Regions from separate parts of the Homo sapiens genome. Here region 1 is linked to region 2. Evidence: chromatin loops called from intact Hi-C (ENCODE). Cell type or tissue: endothelial cell of umbilical vein. All regions are shown on one strand.

Region 1 (2,500 bases), 54 kb after region 2:
TGCATCCCAGTGGATCAGACTAGGTCCCTGTCACTGCTGTCACTTCCACTGTGACACAGCAGTGGCTCCCTGCCACCAAGAAGCGGTCTACAGGCACCTGGGCTGGCACAAGCAGAGCCTCTTTTCTCTCCGCTTTCCCTCTCTTCCCCATGTGGCGGGCAGCTTGTGGCTGGCACTCTGGAAGGAGGGTTTAGAGAACCCTGCCACCCACCCCCAGGCCAGATGGGAGGTAGCTGGAAGTGGGAGCAGGAAGGCATTTGTCTGATGCTGTGAGACTACAGTGCTGCTAACCTCCTGACCCCCACCCCAGGCTGGAGCTGAAGGAGTTTCTAGGAGGGGGTGCACTGGGCTTGCAGGGCTTCTCAGACTCGGTGCCCAAGGAAGTCTACACGGGGCTCCCAGTCAGCATTTCTGGGCCAATCCTCTATGTCCTATATAGGTTGGGAGATTTTGCCACATGGAGGTCTGCCCAGCCTGCCCACCTCCCCAGGAGAAAGAGGCCTGAATTTGGGGTCCTGTAGGACCACTAACTGGCTATGTGACCTGAGGTGAGTTGCTGCCTGCTAAGGTTTGAATGTGTCCCCCACAGTTCATGTGTTGGAAACTTCATCCCCAATGCAACAGTGTTGAAAGGTGGGACCTTTAAGAAGTGCTTAGGCCATGAAGGCTCTGCCCTCGTGAATGGATTAATATCATTATTGAAGGAGTGGGTTAGTTATTTCGCGAGTGGGCTTGTTATAAAGGCAAGATCAGCCCCCTCTTACCCTTGCTGTCTTGTGCCCTCTTGCCCTTCCACCTTTGGCCATGGGATGACACAGCATGGAGGCCCTCACCAGATGCTGGCACCTTGATATTGGACTTATTGGCCTCTAGAACAGTGAACCATATAAACTTCTATTGTTTATCAATTACCCTGTCTGTGGTATTCTGTTATAGCAACACACAATGAACTAAGATACTGCTCTCTCTGGGCTCATTTCCCCATCTGCTGAGAGGCCATACACTCCCTACCAGAGCCACTCTTGGGACCCCAGGCTAGAGGGGTGAGGAGGAGGGAATTGGAGCCCCTTCCCGGAGGTGCTGGGCTGCACTGGGGCTCCTCCCCGAAGAGGGCTGGAAAGGAAGAGATGGACTTTGAGGTCCTGTCCGGTCCTGTGCTCCTGCATGGCTTCTGCTTTTCCTTCTGCCCATCCAAATCCAGCTGGCTCCTCTAGGAGGTCCTCCTGGATTGCACTAGCCCTTTCTGCCCTCCTTTCCTGTGACTACAGGGCTGAGTCCCCAGTCCCGTGCTGGGACCAAGAGGGTGCAGGTATCAAGGCTGAGGCCTTAGTTATACATATTTTGCAAAGAATCTTCTAGAGCAGGCCTCTGGCAGAATCTCAGTGCTGCCCCTCTCACCCCCGGATTCGTCACCTAATTGGATCAGGTGCCTGGACATGGACCAACCAACTGTGGCTGAGGAAATAGGGCGGGACCATGTGATACAGGTCCCGGCGCTGGCACATCCCTGTGGCCAAGCTGGGAACTTCAGGGCATATGGACCCCTCTCTCTCCCTCCTCCTCCCTCAGGCCAGGAGTCAACAATGTCTGTTCCCAGTGCTGCTGCTCCACTGTCCCCAACCCAGGACCCCATCACCCCTCTCCGGGATGTCTGCACCTGCTTTCTCCCTGGTCTCCAGACTCTCTTCTCCTCCTCCTGCCAGCCCATCCACCCTCAGCCTTGCTTCTGAATGCCTGATGGCTCCTCTTTCTGTGAAGTCACAGCCACTTAGGGACTTTCAGCACCTGCCCGCCACCAGCTTTTTCTGGCCCACCTCCAGCGTCTTCCAACCCCCATATCTGACCAACCCCAGGCTTTTGGTCCAGTTCCTTAAAAATGCAGATCCTGCCTTTCTCCAGGCTGTGTTCATGCTGTTCTCCTTGGCTGGGGTCCTTCAAGGCTGAGTGAAAATGCTACCTTTCCTCTGGCTGCTTTTCCTGATTCTTCAGGTGGAATTAATTGCCACCTGTGTCCCCATTGTATCTGTAAACACCTCTAGCATCGTTCCTCCTCCTTTCTATTAATGCTATTTTATTTGTCTCACTCCCCATCACGGCTTTGTGTCTAGACAATGGGGACTGCCTCTTACTCATTTAAAATTTTGGCCTGCACACAGTAGGCACATAATAAATGCTTGTTAGGTTGAATAGATAATTGCCATTCATACCATGCATGAATTGTTCGTTTTTTTTTTTAAACTTTGAAAATTATTACAAAAATAATCTCTACAGGTATTTAAATGTTCATAACAATGCCTAAGTGGATAAATACAAAGCAAAGGTCCCTCACACAGCTTAATTCCCAGTCGAATTCCCCAGCGTGAGCCTAGGAAGAGCTGGGAATGTTTTCTCTAAGCCAGTGGTTCTCAAAGCTGGTCCTCCTCCTGGCAGCATCAGCTTGTGTTAGGAATGCAGATTCCTACTGAACCCCATGCTTGGATCCCAGGAGGTGGTGCTCTCA
Region 2 (2,500 bases):
TGAGGAGATGGCAGCTGGAGACAGGAAGAGGGTCAGCCACATGGGAAGTGTCATGGACTTAGGGACAGAGCTGGACTTCCAGCCAGGGCTCATCCACCCTCACCCCATCCAAGCCCTCAGCTCCACGGGTGGGACAGCCTCACCAGCCTGGCATAGCTGCTGGATTCTGTTTTGCACATGTTGGTGTTTGCAATCAGAAAGTTCAGCGGTCCTTCCAGTGTGCTTAAATTAGTCCCCATGAAAACCAAATCATTTCATTTGCAGAGAAGGGCTTAATTGCAAGGGGAACGAGGCAAAGGGAATTCTGTTGCCTGTTTTCATTGAAGAAAATTACTGTACTTTCCTCTGTCTCCTTACTAAACAGAAGCAGCTTAGAAATTGGGCTGTAATCATCAGTGATACCTCCTTTACCCTTTCTTCTCAGAGGTTGTTGTTCAGCTCTTTCCCTGTTCCAAGACTGTACTCGGGACTGTTCCTACTTATCTGCCCGGCCAGGGCAGCCCAGTCCTGGTCCCTTAGTGGGTAACGCTTTCACGGTTTGCAATATAGCCATCCGTCCCTGGAATCTCACCACACCTTCACGATGCTGAGACAATCACCCTGACTTCATGGAGGAGCCTCAGTGATGAACTGGGCCACACTCTTGGCAGGAAGAAACATCCCATCACTTTCTTTAGAAACCAAGTTAAACCTGCTTCAAGCTCTCACTCACAGGGCTGGTGAGAAGTCATGTTTTAGAGGGCCTTCCTGGCCAGCGTCTTATACAAATCCTGGAGTTTGTGTGGTTCTGTGCCCGGCCTCTAGACCATCTTCACCACGGCTTCTTCTGTCATGTGGTGCTGGGGGCTAGGCAGGTCCTCGGGGCTCCCCTGGCTGTTCCACTCAAGGAAATGCAAGTAAACACAGCTGCTCCTGGCCAATTTGTCTGGCTAGTCTGGGAGACTTGTCCCATCTCATACAGTCCAGCCTGGTCCCCTCTGTGGTCAGAACAAGGCTGCCTTCCCAGAGATAGCCTGCAGGGGGCGGGGTGTGTGCTGCAAGGCAGTGGGAGGGCTGGGGCTGTGGCAGATCAGAGTCACTCAGATTGGAAAAAGAAACACGAGTAAACAAAACCAGCCTGAAAGGAAACTGGAGGAATCCAGACGTTAGAAACTCAGTGCCAGGTTGGGCACGGTGGCTCATGCCTGCAATTCCAGCACTTGGAGAGGCCAAGGCAGGAGGATTGCTTGAGCCCTGGAGTTTGAGACCAGCCTGGGCAACGTAGTAAAACCCTGTCTCTACAAAAAGACAAAATTAATCAAGCATGGTGGCATGTGCCTGTGGTCCCAGCTACCCGGGAGGCTGAGGTAGGAGGATTGCTTGAGTGACGGAGGCTGCAGTGAGCTGTGATTGCACCATTGCACTCCAGCCTGGGCAACAGAGCGAGTCTGTCTCAAAAACAAAACAAAAAAACCTCATTGCCAGGTTCTTCTCCTTCTGGGATCGAGGTTTCCATTAATCTATTTCTTGAATATTTATTGAGTGCCTCCTGTGGGCCTGGCAGTGTTCTGATTGCTGGGGACACAGCAGTGAATGAGCCAGACAGAGGCTTGTGTAGTAACTCACCTAGATACAGGGATAAAGTGATTTGCCCAAGATCCCAGCCACTGAAGGCCAGAGCTGGTCCTGAGGATGCTGAGCCCTAGGCCTCCACCCCCACCCGTGTGCAGCGTCACTCCTGGGAAAACATGGGGGCGCCAGGTGGCATGGTGCCCACGGGGTCCTCCCACCTGCCCTCATCCCTTGCCTCTGTGTCCCTGCACATCATGGGACCCTCTGTTCAGACTCTCTGCTTGTGTCTAGAACTTTCTCTGGGGATGGGTGGAGAGGCTGGCCTGGCTGCCCGGGGAGGACTGTTTTGGAACAGTTGGGTGACTTAACTGTATAACCGCTCTCCCGCGCCTTCCTTTTGGGGGAGACCGACAGGATAATGGATTTGAGTCCACACACCTGCCTCAGCAAAGGGATTTTTTTTTTTTTTGAGGCTCAAAGTCAATGGTGTATTAATTAAGGGGGAACAGCTGCTACCGCAGCTCTTATGATAAGTCAGTGACAAATGGCCATGTTTACCATCTTCTTGAGTCGAGACTCCGGAAGGTGGCCTGGAGCTCCTTGGTGGATGTCCATGGCTGAGATTTGTGGGGTACAGCCTCCCCTTCCCTGCCCCTGAAGCTTCTTTATCGGTGTCCACTGTGGCCCGAGAGGGCCGTCTGTCACCGAGAAAAGACAGGTCTGCAGCCCAGGGAGCTCTCTGAAGGGATTTGGGCAGAGAAACTGGGATCTCAGCAATCACTCCAGCCCACAGATGCCCTTGGACAAACCCACCGCCCCATACTGTCCCTTGTGAAATAAGAGCTGCTTGAAAGGGGACTTGGCCCTGAGAAGCTGAGGAAGGTGGAAAGCCTGCTCTGAAATGTCTGCAGCCTGAGTGAGGCCGAGGACACACCTCGGGGCCTCTGCG

Evidence for each region. Hi-C counts contacts between places; a loop is a spot of excess contacts. Peaks named below come from ENCODE experiments on the same cell type or tissue, not always from the same donor. Only the 100,000 strongest peaks of a DNase experiment are listed, where the experiment ranks them.
Region 1: a loop joins it to region 2, with 8 times the contacts of the local background. A loop is called at or near these places in 5 of 110 quality-filtered maps.

The regions. Positions count from the first base shown.
Region 1 is chr6:33,821,280-33,823,779 of GRCh38, forward strand. It overlaps LOC105375025 (a long non-coding RNA gene), which reads right to left and starts at 853. Exons shown (of 3, transcript XR_926711.1): 1 at 765-853; 2 at 1-69. In endothelial cell of umbilical vein, no CTCF peak of the experiment used is centred here; no DNase peak of the experiment used is centred here.
Region 2 is chr6:33,767,723-33,770,222 of GRCh38, forward strand. No RefSeq gene overlaps it. Among named protein-coding and RNA genes, the nearest start is that of LEMD2, 20 kb to the right of the region's middle. RefSeq lists an enhancer at 2,054-2,500 and a silencer at 2,430-2,500. In endothelial cell of umbilical vein, a CTCF peak has its summit at 1,016 (motif pointing right); a DNase peak (open chromatin) is centred at 1,059; H3K27ac peaks cover 363 bases.